Linked DNA regions of Mus musculus: regions 1 and 2 are each linked to region 3. Evidence: chromatin loops called from intact Hi-C (ENCODE). Cell type or tissue: left cerebral cortex. All regions are shown on one strand.

Region 1 (5,000 bases), 350 kb after region 3:
GCTCTGCCAGTTACAGAGGTTGGGGCTCTGTCCTGTCTTTCCTCCCATGCAGAAGTCTGTCGTCTCTGGTGACTGTCCACGCAGCAGAATTCAACATTCTAAGCCCTTGGCTATTTTAAAATTTTTATTTTTATTTTAAGTATGTGGATGTTTTTGCCCGCATGTATGCCTGAGTACCACCTGTGTTCCAGCTATCTGCGGGGGGCAGAGAGAGTGGGGGTCTGCAGGGGGCAGAGAGAGTGGGGGTCTGCAGGGGGCAGAGAGAGTGGGGGTCTCTTGGCACTGGAATTGCAGACAGATACGATCTGCTATGTAAGTACTGGGAGTCCATCTGGGTGCTCTTAACCACTGAGTCATTTCGCCATTTATTTATTTAGCGTTTATTCTCCCCCTGTCTCCTCTTTCTGTCTCTCCATGTACACCTCCCACCCTCTCCTCTCTCGTGTCTCTTGTCTCAGTCTTCCCCTCCCCTTCCCAGTCCCCCTCTCCTTCTCCCTCCCACTCTCTCTGTTTGTTCAAGAAATGGTTCCCTCCCTTCTATCACATGGCTCCCAGGGACTGAATTCGAGATGTCAGTGTTGGCAGCCAGGACCTTTATGGGTTGAGCGGCTTTCAACTGATGAGTTAATCATTGATGCTTCTGAGACAGGTCCTGGCCATCAATAGCCCACCGTGATCTTGAACTTGGGGCTATCTCTTAGCCAAAGCCTGACATTTGGATTCCGTTTAGATCGTTGTCTGAGAAAAGTCGACCAGAGTCCTCTATTCGGACCTCAGCAAGTGGTAAGCTCTGGCAGCCTTTCCCTTCCTTGCGCTGTCTTAATTGGCTGGTGTACCTGTAACCTCAGGTCACGCTGCCAGAAGCCGCGCCAGTAGTTTTGTCTCTACCTGCAGAGATGGAAGCCGAGCGTTCCAGAGAGTTGCGCGATCTTCGGGAGACCTATCCCAAAGTTGTCCCCAGGAAACATTCCTCCATTCTGCTTCATTTCAGTGCAGCAGCTTCTTGCACAATTGAGTGTGCTCCTTTTAGAAGCAAAAGGGTTAATGAGTGTAGCAGGTTGAAGAGTCATGGGGGGAGGGATCACTTTAAAGGCGGACAGAGACAAAGTAAAATGAAAGTGACCACCCCACGCTGTCACCCGCGATGGGCGTGGGCCAGGCTCCGCCGACACTGATCTGGACGTGAGCAGCATAAGTTTGACAGGCAGTGCGGCTGCGCCAACCCTGGCTCCTCCCACACTCCCGGAGCCTTAAGCCCCGCCTCGACACCGCGGCCCAGTAGCCCAGGCCTGCCCGGGATAGTGTAACATGGGTTCCTCCAGCTCTACGGCTCTGGCTCGCCTCGGCCTCCCTGGGCAGCCGCGGTCCACCTGGCTCGGCGTCGCCGCGCTGGGGCTGGCTGCGGTGGCGCTGGGGACCGTAGCTTGGCGTCGCACGCGTCCCCGGCGGCGCCGGCAGCTGCAGCAGGTGGGCACGGTGTCGAAGGTTTGGATCTACCCGATCAAGTCCTGCAAGGGGGTGTCGGTGTGTGAGACCGAGTGCACGGACATGGGGCTGCGCTGTGGCAAAGTGCGCGACAGGTACGCCGAGCCCCGCACTGCACCGGGCGCGAATGGGCCGGGGCGAGGGAGGTGGGGCCTTGCCTATCCTTGCTCGGAAGTGTGAGACCTGGAACCAGGCGCCCCTCGGTGAGTGCAAACTTTGTGAGCCTGAGCCTGGAGCAAGTCGAGAGAGGAGTTCCGTACTGCAAGCTGTGTTCTCCCCAAACCTAGAAAGTAAGGGTTTGTTGCTTCTGGGAAACACACATATGGGAAAGAGATGACAGCAGTTACAGCACGGTGCACATTGACGAGCGTGTTCAAGTTGAAATCTAAGTTTGCAAGCCCAAATATGTCTGTGGGGAGACCTTCCGGGAGGAGAATTTTAGTTTTACCACATGCAAATTTACTCTAAAGCGAAACAGAGCGCCTGGATTTCGGCCCCCACCCCTTTCGGCTTCACAGAACTGAGGCTTGTTGCCTGAATTCTCTGGGCTGTCGAGCTTTGATCCTTTAGCTGCGAAGCCCGTGCTTCTGGCTAAAGTAGTTTTGGAAAACTGAGTTGGAGCATTCCTGGAACCCTGGGGGGTGGGGGGGGGGGGGGAGACTCCCCTGTCAGCTGTCCGTACAGCTCTCCTAACTGTAGGACACTAGAAATATAAAATGCCATTGGCTGAGCGTTTTCAAGAACATCGGGCCTTCCCTCTAGTTCTGGTGACCACTTGAACGAGTAAGGAGCAGAATTACACGGTTTGCCGGGGGTGGGGCGAGGGAGGGGTTGTGGTAGATGGCGATAGAGAGCTAGTCACAAACGGGTATGAAATAATAATAAAGGAGGTTAGAATAAAAAAAAAGAGTTTAGTTCTGCTACAGAATAAATTTATAGATCAGGAATTCCGCTCATGGATTTTCCATTCCTCATTGGCGGCCTATGTTTGCAATGCTGGGAGGTTTGGGTTTAAATTATCATTTACTGAGGGCCTGGGGATATAGCTCCGTTGGTAGGAGAGAGTGTTTGCCAAGGGTTCGTGAAGCCCTGAATTTTATCCTCCAGCATCCAAGGGAGGCATGGTGGCACATGCCAGTCATTTCCACACAGGAGGATCAGAAGTTCAAGGTCACTTCCAGGGAAGCTGTAGATTTGGGTTCAAGGCCTGCCTGAGCTATATGAAAACTTGTGTATATACTGAAATGAAATAAAATGAAATAAAATACTACCATTCCTCGAGAGTCCCATCCCTGTCCAAATGAATTGAAATCACCAAGAATGGAGAATCCCCCCAGGGGATTGTTCTGCTATAATGAAATGGTTTCCTGCGAGATCATTGTGAGAAAGATGTTTAGAGTTTATTAAAGTGTGGAGGTTAAGATCTCTGCGGTCAGGAAGACCTTGGGTACCTGGTACTGGATACTGTACAACACCCAGGGGGTTCTGAGGCCCACCGTGTTAACCAGAGGTGGCAAGGCAGATGTGAGCATCTTTCCTCTCACCTAGGAACCCTGGGGTATCTCACAGGCAACCAGTACCGACCGACCTGTTTCCTCAGATCATCAGAGCATGGCGTGTGCCTCACTGAGATTATCATGGCTTGCCTGTGATGTTGCTGGTGTAGGGAGAAAAGGTGTCCTTTGCCCTGCTTTTTTCTGCTCCCTGGGGATTCAATGAAGTAAATAGAACTGCATCTCTCGTTTTGAGCAATACATTCTTTCTTTCATTTTTTCCTTTTTTTTTTTTTAAATAAAAGATCTCCCTACATTGCTCTGACTGTCCTGAACTCTGGCTTGCTGTGTAGATAAGGTTGGCCTTGAACTTGTAGGGATCGGTCTGCTTCTGTTTCCCAAGTGCTAGGGTTATAGGCCTGTCCCACCGTGCTCAGCAGGATCAGCTTCCTCTCTGGATGGTGTGGTTTGAGGTGGAGGGAAAGGCAGAGAAATGGTTATGTGTTAGACATTGGGCTAAAACCTGTCCTGTAAGTTTGCCCACCTACGGTTGGTTTTGTGGGCTAGCTATGACCGTCCCCATCCTGTGGGTTTAGCAAGACAGTATTGGACAGGATGAGTATTTCTTGGGGGGGTCACAAACCCAGCTTGTTCTAGGGGGTTTGAATTCAGATCTAGGCGAGTACAGCAGTCACTTTTTCTGTGTGATACAGGAACCTAAGGAGCGCACAGGAGACCTTGAACAGAGGCCTTTAACTTCCTCCAGTTTGAGTTTTATTTATCAAAGTTAATTAATATTCAGAAGCAAGCTTCCGGCTAGGACTCTGCTTAATGGCCCTTGTTTTCTGCTTGAGTCAGGACCACATCTACTGGTCTTTCTGGAGGAAAAGACATCTTTTGTTTAGTTTGTGCCCATATTTTGAGGGTTTGGCTAGTGTTCTCTGCTCCTTGGGCAGTGAAGTGTTTAAGGTCCTCCCGGAAGATGGTAACACTGGCACCTGCTTCCTTCCTTGACCTTGTAAACGTCCTTCAGCAGAGGACTCTGACTATCACTTTCTCCGTTCACACCCTTCTCTGAAGCCAACTGTCTATTTCTTCTGTACGGATTTATCACCTATTGATAAAGGGAGCACCCCCTCCCCGGCTTATTCCCATCGCCCACCTTTCCCTTCTTACCTCTTTTGGGCTTAGCCTTTCCTGCCCCCACCCCAACTCTGCTGTCTAGTTGGCAGTTAGGTTTTTGTTTGTTTGTTTGTTTTGGTTTTTTGTTTGTTTGTTTTCCGAGACAGGGTTTCTCTGTATAGCCCTGGCTGTCCTGGAACTCACTTTGTGGACCAGGCTGGCCTCAAACTCAGAAATCCGCCTGCCTCTGCCTCCCGAGTGCTGGGATTAAAGGTGTGCGCCACCACGCCCAGCGGCAGTTAGTTTTTAACTTGAGCGAGATTATTTCATTTGCCCTGGGCACCACCTCACTGGTCCACTGGTGTTCAAGGCCCTGCTGTTTACTGTGGGGATTCTGAACTCTGGGCTGAGACACTGGTCCATCTGCCACCTGCTTGTGCTTTGCTGTAAAGTCAGGGTGCTGACTCTCATTGCAGGTCAAGTTGGGGTAACTTGATTATGAAAAGCCACTTTCTAGGCTCATTCTGTTTCTCGGAGCTGGCAGAACACAGTGGATCATTTGCTCCTGGGGAATTATTTATGTGCACAAGATAAAGTATCCTAAGGAGGTGGCTGAAGTCTGTTGTAAGTGGCAGCTGTCTTAGTTAACTGTTCTTATTGTTGAGACGAATACCTGACAAGAAGCAAATGAAAGGAAGATGGATTGTGAGGGGCTGGTCTCATGGTGTCCACAATCAGGAAGCAGTGAGAGAGGGAGGGCTGGTGGTCAGTTAACTTTGTCCTTGCTATTCAGTCTAGAACCCCAGCCCATGGGAGCATGCCACCCATATTTCAGATGCGGCTTTTCACCTCAGTTAATTTAGAGACTTCCTCCTGGGAAGCCCAGAGGTGATTCACAAT
Region 2 (5,000 bases), 290 kb after region 3:
CAGTAATCAACTGATTTGTAGCTGACACACATCCACAAATATGCCCTGCCCTCTCAGACTCACAAGCACAGAACAAGAACCTGAGAGCTTTTCAATGGTCACACCTTAAATGGAGAGTTGTTTCATTAATCACTAAGAATGTGTTTGTTTCTTTCAAGTGTTTCAATCACGAAAGTGTCAATTGATTGAGATTCAGGAAATCTTTTTCTCAGCTTTCAGTAACTGTACTTCTTCTTTTATGTCAGCCTTACAGAGATGTCTGCCAGCAGCATGTCCTCGGCGGGCTCCACCGTGGCCTCTGCTGGCCCCTCAGCACGTCCCCGCCACCAGAAATCTATGTCAACCTCTGGCCACCCTATAAAAGTTACACTGCCAACCATTAAAGATGGCTCAGAAGCGTATCGGCCTGGGTGAGTCCTGCTTACGTGGCTTTCTCTCCTCAGGAGCTCTCTGAGGAGCAGTGTGTGCGTTAGCAGTCATCTAAGCTACCTGACATCATTTTCCAGAAGAATATTCTTAATCCACCCATTAAGCAACGCTGCCTAATTTATCACTTAAGTAATTTTAATGGCTGGCAAGATGGGGCAACAGATGGTAAAGGCGCTTACCTCCAGGAGTGATGACCTCCGTCCTCTCCCTGGAGTCCAGATAGTGAAAGAAAAGAGCCCGCGCTCAGGAGCTGTCTTCTGACCTACACACATGCTCTGTGGCACGCACAAATAAACTAACCTTGTAAAATAAAAAGTAAGTAAGGTGAGACACACAGCGAGCCAGCTATGATGGCGCATGTCCCGGTGCTGGAAAGGCAGAGGCCAGTGGAGCTTTCTAAGTTCAAGGCCAGCCTAGTCTATGAAGCAAGTTCCAGGGCAGCCAAGGCTATGACACAGAGGAACCCTGTCTTGAAACTGTACCCCCACCCTTGCTCAAAGAATGGGACACAGAACCAAATCCTGTTGGCACCACAGCCGTAGGTCCTAGTAGGTGTGGTATTAGTGGGGCAGGCACAGTGACAGCCGCTCGGGCATAAAATCCAGTTTGCGGTTTTTAAGTTTCACTCATGTAGGATTTCTGAATGTAGGGCATCTTAACATGCGGTTGCTTCAGGATTAGGTTCTATCCGTCACACTGACAGCTCCATGCAGCACTGTAGCCCCTGGAGTCTCAACAAGAAGCATGGGGTGATGTTATGAAAGGCCTTTTGACAAACAATGAAATCCATTCTGTACATTGCTAAGCAACATATGTTAAAAGCATTCAAGTTGAATACCCTTTATCTGGAGTTCCTAGGCCCAGGAGACTTTGGGATTTTGGATATTTTCCAATTCCACAATATTTGCATGCATAATGAGATAGATGGGATAGACCTGGAATTTCAACATGAAATTCATTTAGATTGCTAGCATGCCTGACATGCACCGCCTAAGCTCATTACATAGTGTGTTTTCAGTGGATATGCATGAGGTCACACATGGAATTTCTCATGTGTAGTGTCATATCAGTGCTTAGACAGTTTTTGGATTTGAAGCATTTGGGATTTGGATATTCTGATTATGTAATAAATACCGCACGTGCTGCACTCTGGCTGGCATTCCAGATTCTGACAGCTTTGTCTTCATGTCAGAAATATTAGAATCTATAGTAAAAATACAGTTTAAATTGGCATCTCCTCCTTGTATAACGATATAGTAAATTAATTCTCCCATGTACCTCATTTCTAATGTGGATAAAAATCATTGGGCCAACAGAAATAACCACACCTTTCCCCTCCCCATTTTTAGGTTGAGTGAAATCTGCTCCTGTCATTATTCTAAATAATAGATCTTAATTTCTCCCAGCAGTGCAGCTCAGAGAGTGCCTGCTGCTTCTCCGTCTGCTCACAGCATCAGTGCCAGCACTCCAGACAGGACCCGCTTCCCCCGAGGGAGCTCCAGCCGAAGCACTTTCCATGGGGAACAGCTCCGAGAGCGGCGCAGCGCGGCTTACAACGGACCACCGGCCTCCCCATCCCACGAAACGGGTGCGTTTGCACATGCCAGAAGGGGCACGTCAACCGGCATCATCAGCAAAATCACCTCCAAGTTCGTCCGCAGGTCAGTACCCTCGGGCTGGGGCTGCTTTCTCTGCTGAGGAGGAGGCTTGGTCCTTTCCTTTCACCTGGGCTATGATTTTTCTAGAATGACTTCATGGCATCTCACTGATTTTTACAGGAATTGGGAGTAAAACACCTGGAAGGGATAGTCTTTTTCCTTAAGAAAGAGAAATTAAAAATAAGAACTTAAGGGCTCATGTAGCCCAGTTGTCAAGTGTGGCTGGGCATGCAGGAAGCCCAAGGTTCAGTGCCAGCCTGCGGAAGCCATCACTCAGGAAGCGGTGGCAAGAAGAGCAGAAGATCAAGACCATGGGATCTGCGCCCAGCCTGGGATGCAGAGGGCCCTGTCCCAAAAGAAAAGTGACAGCTTTTGTAGAGCAGAGCAAAAACTTCCCGTAGAAAACATTTTGTCAGGAGTGGGGGGCACACACCTTTGATCCCAATGCTGAGGAGGCAGACAGAGCTCTGAGCTAAAGGACAGTCAGGTCTACATAGCCAGTCTCAGGACAGTCAAGCTATGGAGAGAGGCCCCGTCTCCAAGAATAAAAAGGGAAGGAAGGGGAAAGAAATGTAAGAATTAGCTACGATTTAAAATGTTTTTACTTAGGAGAAGGAATTAAATACACATCTAAGCTTGAAAGAAAAAGAACTAACCTTCCTCACTGCTCTGTCAGGCACCAGTGGCAGGCAGTGATTAGCTTAAATCTTCTTATGTCGTTTATTTACTGAGGTGGGAGGAGAACCACGTGCCATAGTGTGTGGAAAGTGGGGGTCAAAGCACACCTGTCAGAGTCATCTCCCCTTCACCGTGAGATTCCAGGGCTTCAGCTCAGAGCGTCGGGCTGGGTGGCAAGCACATTACCCATTAGGCTGAGAGAGAGAGAGAGAGAGAGAGAGAGAGAGAGAGTATATACTTATGTGTATATGTATAATATTATTTACATTGTATATGCGTTATATATTATGTATGTATGTATGTTTAAAATCCTTTCAAATCACACTCATCATTTAACTTTTTTTGAGTTTTTTTTGTTTGTTTTTTATCATTTAACTTTTTTGACTTTGTATAAGTTTAAGGTCACATGATTACTTAAAAGCTGAAAATCAGAGGCTAAAGAGACAGATCAGCAGTTGTGAGCACTGGCTGTTCTTCCAGAGAACCCAAGTTCTATTCCCAGTGCCCACATGACAGCTCACAACGTTCTGTAACTCCAGTTCCAAGAAATCTGACACAATCACACAGTCACACATACAGGGGAAACACCAGTGCACATAAAAATAAGAAGCAAGGAAAATGTAAAAACCTGAACATTAAAATAAACACAAGATAAATGTGTGTCTAACAAACTAATCTAGTGAAATAGTATAGCTGTACTTCATACAAACTAGTCATGCTGTGTGCTGCACATAGATGATATGAATGCCAAACAAATGCAGACTGATAGAAATGTGACCCATTAATACCAGCCCATGCAACGTGAGCCCTGCCACATAACACTCGGCTATGCAGAGTGCTATAAAGACAAAGAGGGCGGGACCTGGGCCCTCCAAGTCTTAGAGTCATGGAAGAAACAACTGAGCAATGAGCCATGGGCTGAAGCACAATGCAGCTAACAAGGAACGTCACGGGCAGTGCATGACTGCCTCTAAGCAGCTAACAAGGAGCATCACGGGCAGGGCATGGTCGTCTCTAAGGGTCCATGTCACACACTCATATGAGCTAAGCCTTCAGTCAGTGAATGGAGAAGGCATATTGATTGCTTGAACACTGGTGTTTACTTGCAGTGTCTCTAGTGTCCCTGGTCTTCCAGAGTGAGTGGAGAAGCTGGGCATGGTGCCTCATGTCTTTAATCCCAGAACACAGAAGGAAGGCAGATTGTTATTCCAAACATAACAACTTACCACAAGCAAACAGAAAGCTTGGTTGGGTAAAGAAGGGCAGCAACCTCCCCCTTTTCTATGTGCAGGACCACACAGCTGAGTTTCAATCCTTAAACACTCAAACACAAGTATCTTAGCAGACCATCAGTGACCTTATGCTGACTGTACAAGTGTGCAGAGTGGCACACCTAAGAGAAGGACAAGCCCACAGTCAACAGGGAGTCAGAGGACGGTACTGGCAGCCATTGCAAGGTGCTAGTGTGATTGTCGGTCACTGGCACGGTAGATAGGGAAGTGATGTCCTTTCTCCTTGGAATCTTGTGCCTCAAATGCCTGCCAGTTGAGTACAAAATGCTGGATGTGTGGTATTTGTTTTTGTGTCACAGAGCCAGGCTAAGCTGCATGGGCCCTGTGTCCCTATCTGCCTCCCACCGCGAGCCGGCTCCTTAGGCCTTAGACACTGCTGCCCTCTGCTCAGGAGGCTGGACCAGCATGTGAGCACCAGCAGTGAGATGTGAGGGAGCTCCCACTGTGGCTGTGGAGAGCTTGGGCCCGGCAGCAGTGTCCTCTGTGTCAGCGCATATGCATAGGACAGCACAGTCCTGCTGAGTGCAAGTGTCTCCTCTCTGCTGCAGGGTCAGCGGGGTCACTGTTTGTTGCTAAGGCTGAGCATTGCCCTTCTGTGCAGTGTACCCCAGCATCTCACACAGCTGGCATGGCACTGCATGGCAAACCAGCTCAGAAACATATTTATTTCAGTTTGCTATAATAAAATAATTTGTACAGATGGCACTGACTATTTAATATTCTACCTAGTGAAAATAGCAATTATTTTTTAAAAAATAGAAATTTAAGAAACCCTATTTGAGAATACAAATACATTTTATTATTCTTTTGGTTCTGAAAAATAGTGGTTGGTTGGTTGGTTGGTTGGTTGGTTTGCTGTTGGGTTCTTTTGGGGTTTTTTGTTTGTTTGTTTGTTTGCTTGTTTTTGTGTGTGTTTGTTTTTTGCACAATACAGCTATGGTTT
Region 3 (5,000 bases):
TTAGATGTATGTCTAGAAGCGTTCTCTTCCATTCTGTGAGTTTCTTCTCCTCTTGATTGTTTCCTTAATTGTACAGAAATGTTCTAGTTGTGTGAGGTCCCAGTTATCAGTTGTTGGCCTTAATTCCTTGGCAAGTAGAGTCCTGCTCAGGGAGGCCTTCCTACGCATGTGTCCCACGGGGACTGCCCATGTCTCCTTCCTACAGGTGTGTCCCACAGGTGCTGCCCATGTCTCCTTCCTACACATATGTTCTACATGTGCTGCCCATGTCTCCTTCCTACAGGTGTGTCCCACAGGTGCTGCCCATGTCTCCTTTCTACACATATGTTCTACAGGTGTTGCCCATGTTTTCTTCTAGTGGTTTTAGTGTTTGGAGTTTCAGATTGAGGTGTTTATCCACTTGGACCTAATCTTTCTACAGGGTGATGGATGTGGCTCTAACTTCATACTTCTGAATGTCGACATCCATTTCCCAAGCAACTTTTGTTGAAGACACTGTGTTTTGCTCCGCATGGTTTTTGACTTTGTCAGTTGTCAGAAGGCTCTAATCGTGAGTACTCATGTTTGGGTCTTCTATTCTATTCCGTTGGTCTACATGTGTCGGTATCATGTTATTTTTATTACTGTAGCTCTCTAATAAATCTTGAAGTCAGAAACAACACTCTCTTCAGTATTATTCATTTTGCTCAAGATTGGGCATCTGGGGTATTTTCTGGGCACCCAGACTAACAAGCATATACCCCCCCAGACACATGTATGCAATTAAAATAAAATAGAATAAATCTTTAAAAGCAACTTCCTAAAAAAAAAAGGCAAGCATAGGAGTGTGCACACTTAATCCCTGCATTCATCAGGCAGAGGCACAAGGATCTCTGTGAGCTCTGGGCTAGCCTGGTTTACATAGCAAGTTCCAAGCTAGCCAGAGCTAAAATACAATGAGATCCTGTCAAAACAAAACAAAACAAAAATCAAATAAAAAAAAAATCAAGGGTACCTATCAGGGCAGGGAAATTTTGTCAGATTAAAAAAAGAGAGAGAGCTGTGTCTTGTCAGCTGATCTGAGCTAGTTTGTGGGACAGAATGGTACAGAGGACATCGTGACCTAAAGCTATGGAGACAGCAGCAACCTGTGTGAACAAGAAGCAGCAGCTATTTTAGAATGTGAGGTGTGATGCTGTGGGTGGGGGTGGGCCCAGAGCAGTGGCCTCAGCTCCTTTAGGAATTTAGGGCTAATTAAGATTGCTCAGTCTGCTTCAAGGTGAGAAATGTCTCCTTTTATATGTTTTTCCCGTTTCCTTCACGAAAGCCACTATGCACACCTTACTGTAGTCTGCCTGTGTGAGGGGACCAGGGCTTGCTGCCCAGAGCAGATGGTATTTATTCCTCTGCCCTAGGGGTCTCTGATCTGTTCATGATCTAGATTCATGTTGAATTTTGACATCTGTCCTTACTGAGACTTTCACAGTTAAATTAGTTCCAAAGCTGAGGACGTTGGCCTTGGTGGGAACACTTCCAAGTGTTCCCACACCAGCCTTCTAACTTCTCCTCGCACAGACTGACATTCAATAAGCAAGGGTTTTCACCCTCCTAGATTCAGTCTTTTCCCAATGATGGAGTCGGGGACAACTGTCTTGTTAGTAGCCACTAAGGTGATGTGACTTTGCATTTGAAACTGTTGACTGCTGACTACTGAGGTACACTTTCTAGCTCATTTTCCTATCTTCCTTGTGCCCAAATCAAAGTAACCCCCCGGAGACGTAAATCATCACGTTTCTGACCAGCACAAAACAGGAATGAATGCTCTAAAGTGGATTTCTGACCATCTGTTAAGTCTTTTTTTTCTCACTCAAAATATCAAGAATACTTCAAAAGCCAGATAAAATGTTTTTGTTTTTTTTTTTTTTTAATTTCCAGATTCACCTTTTGAGAAGTCTGATTTCCCGAGCAAAATGAGTCAGCCAGGATCTTTCTAACTTGAAAATGTAATAACCTTTTTTGGTTTGTCTGCACTCTTGTCTCCTCCACTAGATGGCGATGTTCTCAAGGGCAGAGAGGACGATCCGTTTGCCTCTAGGAAGTTCATTCCTTTTACACACGTAAACAAACAAAACAAAACCTACTAGGCACTAGGACCTTATGACTAACCACATGACTCATTTCCAGCACACGCGTGTGCGCGCGTGCACACACACACATTTGGGTGGTGTGGGAGGTGCAGTCAGACAGACAGGAATACACCTGTCTTAGTTGCTTATCAGGCCTGGGCTGTAGCTCAGTTGGTAGAGTGCTCCCCTAGCTCAACCCCATAAAGCTGGCATGGTTACAACACACCTGTCTCAGCACTCAGGACTTGGAGTCAAGAGGATCAGAAGTTCAAAGCCATCCCTGACTACATATTGGATTTGAGATCAAAGTAGAAGAATATATATTTTCTTCCCCCAAACAGCCAGCAATCTTACAAACTTCAGGGAAGAGTTCATTAAAAACGATTCTAGGCGCTGGTGAGATGAATCTGTCAGTGAGTAAGGATGGTTGCCGCCAAGCTCAAGGACATGAACTGAATCCCGGTACCCGCATGCTGAAAGGAGAAAAAGGGGGTAAGAGGGGAGGAAGAAAGAGAGAGGTCGCGGGAGAAGGCCAAGGAGCAAGCCACATGCTTCAAAGTCACTTCACCCCACATCGCGCCCTACTTCCGCTTCCTACAGTTAACGCTACCTCTAGGAGCGCCCATCGGCTGGGGACCAAGCTTTCATCCCAGGTGACTTTGGGAGCATTCCAGGTGCAAACTATAACTGACTCCTTAAGGTCGGGAATTTAAGCTTAAATTACAGCACTATGTTGTGACTAGTTGCTATCTATGACTTATATCTTAACTGTCCCCAACACAACAGTGTCCAGCGGCTGGTCTTTGGGAGGTGATTGTGTCCCAGAGAGCTCTAACATCATAAATAGACTAATCCATCGGTAGATTAATAACTTAATGGCCTATAGCTTTTTCTCCAGCCTCTTTCCAGGCGTCATGAGGTGTGAGCTTCTACACCTGGCTTTGTGTCTTTTCTTTTCTTTCTTTCTACATCATATCCCCACTCCCCACTCCCGGATTTTCAAGACAGAGTGTCTGTGTGTAGACCTGGCTGTCCAGGAACTCGCCGCTGCCTGCCTCTGCCTCCCGAGTGCACCACCACCACCCGGCTGTGTTTTCTTCGTCCATAGCTTTCATCTGTGTCTTCAATGACTTTTAGCTGCACCTGACATTTATTTTAATGCCAAACCGGTCCTGTTCAGAACAGTCTTTAATTCCTGGTCTCCTCACTAAGCTTTATTCTTAGCGCAAAATAGCCACGAATGACGGACGGACCTAGCTGCTGTTTGAAAGGGAAAAGGTTAACTGTTGTGCTCAAAGACTCGGTGCCGAGGGATTCTGTGAATAACAGCTGTTAATGTTTAAAGTTACTTCCATTTATGATAACACAGAATGAATATGGGTTTTATGTGCAGGAAGGAACCATCACAGTTCACTTTTTGAAATCTTGTGAAACCACGCTAGTAACCCGCTAAACCACAGCCCAGCAGTGGCTGCCGCTGCGCAGCACCGTTCTGCCTGTCTGCTCCCTCTCTCCCGCTTCACCTTTGCACACTAATTATATACTTTATGTTTACCTGACATTATGCAATTTGTAGGCTTAGCAGAGCTTAGCCATTCTAGGTAAGCCTCATTCTCTAGAATAAACTTTCCCCTTGGAGAAAAATATTTTTGTTGTTATGATAAAAAAAAAAGCTCCATAAACTGGCAAAAATCTATTTTGAGATTTTTTTTCCAAAGAAATTAAATTTCAAAATTGCTGAGATGTTAAGTAATGAATAAAATAAAGGGATTAATAATTCATTCGTGTATTAATAAATATTTCAGCACTAAATGGAGCCCTGGTAAATGCACATTAATATCTTAGTAAGTGAAATTCTTTGAATGTTTTCTATATTTTAATTTAATGTATTTAGTATTGACCATGGATCTATAGAAAGGAGGTTTAACAAAAGTCACTAATAAATATGAAAAGGAAACTTTGAGTGGTTTGAATAAATGAACATGGTCACAGTGTAAGACATTTGAAGGCAAGGATAGCTACCAATCACATCCTCAATGCGAGTGCTTTTTACTAATCAGGATTCTTCTTCCTTGAGATTTGCTAAGAAGCATTCCGAATCAGTGCTGTTCCAATGGAGTTGTAGCTTCTCAGTAGATGTGTCTTCAAATGTATGCTTTCAACTAATTCTAATTTCACTATTTAAATATTAGCCATAACTTTGGGGACTGTGCGCACGCGTGTGTGTATTGGTGGTTATGTATGTGTGTATGTGCCTTTTTATGTGTTTATATTTTGCTTATTGGTGTTTTGAATTTTTTAAAACAATTATTCATTGTGCAGCTGTGTGTGCACACACATGTGCCAGGGTTTGCTTGGAGGTCGGAGGACAGACACCTTGTGGGAGTTGCCTATCACCACGTGGATCCAGACATGGCTTGGTCTCAGGCACCTCTAGTCTTTGGGCTATCTTGCTGGCAATTTAGTTTTCTTTGACAAAGGATCTCACTATGCAGCCCAGGCTCGCCTTGAACTCACAATCCTCCTGCTCAAGCCTCCAGAGTGTTAGGATAATGAGCCAGCATGTGGCAGCAGTACATCTTGCCTTTATTGTGCAAACTAAAACCATATTGGAACAGAGGCCCGAGGTCACACCCTGCTCAGTTGTGGCTCTAGTGATGTCACACCGAGGACCTGTAACCTTCTGCTTTATGCGTACACTGCAGAAGATGGCCTCTGGAAAGTGTCATGTAGCACCATTGTCATTTTTGTACCAATAACACTGTTCTTTCCTCACACTGTACATGTTAGTGTTACTCAGGTCGGTTGTGGGGACCAGAAACACCCTGAACACTGCTAATGTCCCTCCGGGGCACAAGGTCACCTCCCAAGGGCCACCAGCTCTATAATAATGTT

Evidence for each region. A loop is a pair of places that touch in the nucleus more often than their neighbours do. Peaks named below come from ENCODE experiments on the same cell type or tissue, not always from the same donor. Only the 100,000 strongest peaks of a DNase experiment are listed, where the experiment ranks them.
Region 1: a loop joins it to region 3, with 3 times the contacts of the local background. A loop is called at or near these places in 25 of 42 quality-filtered maps.
Region 2: a loop joins it to region 3, with 4 times the contacts of the local background. A loop is called at or near these places in 8 of 42 quality-filtered maps.

Annotation. Positions count from the first base shown.
Region 1 is chr1:184,842,126-184,847,125 of GRCm38, reverse strand. It overlaps Mtarc2 (mitochondrial amidoxime reducing component 2), which reads left to right and starts at 1,218. Exons shown (of 8, transcript NM_133684.4): 1 at 1,218-1,580. The coding sequence starts at 1,309. It overlaps Gm34451 (a long non-coding RNA gene), which reads right to left and starts at 1,279. Exons shown (of 2, transcript XR_865818.3): 1 at 889-1,279. In left cerebral cortex, a CTCF peak has its summit at 2,341; DNase peaks (open chromatin) are centred at 479, 1,214, 1,746, 2,300 and 1 more place; H3K4me3 peaks cover 2,876 bases; H3K27ac peaks cover 2,885 bases.
Region 2 is chr1:184,902,493-184,907,492 of GRCm38, reverse strand. Mark1 (MAP/microtubule affinity regulating kinase 1) reads left to right here. Exons shown (of 18, transcript NM_145515.2): 15 at 246-410; 16 at 1,839-2,090. Among named protein-coding and RNA genes, the nearest start is that of C130074G19Rik, 22 kb to the right of the region's middle. In left cerebral cortex, no CTCF peak of the experiment used is centred here; a DNase peak (open chromatin) is centred at 1,936.
Region 3 is chr1:185,190,846-185,195,845 of GRCm38, reverse strand. No RefSeq gene overlaps it. Among named protein-coding and RNA genes, the nearest start is that of Rab3gap2, 11 kb to the left of the region's middle. In left cerebral cortex, a CTCF peak has its summit at 2,018 (motif pointing right); a DNase peak (open chromatin) is centred at 2,043.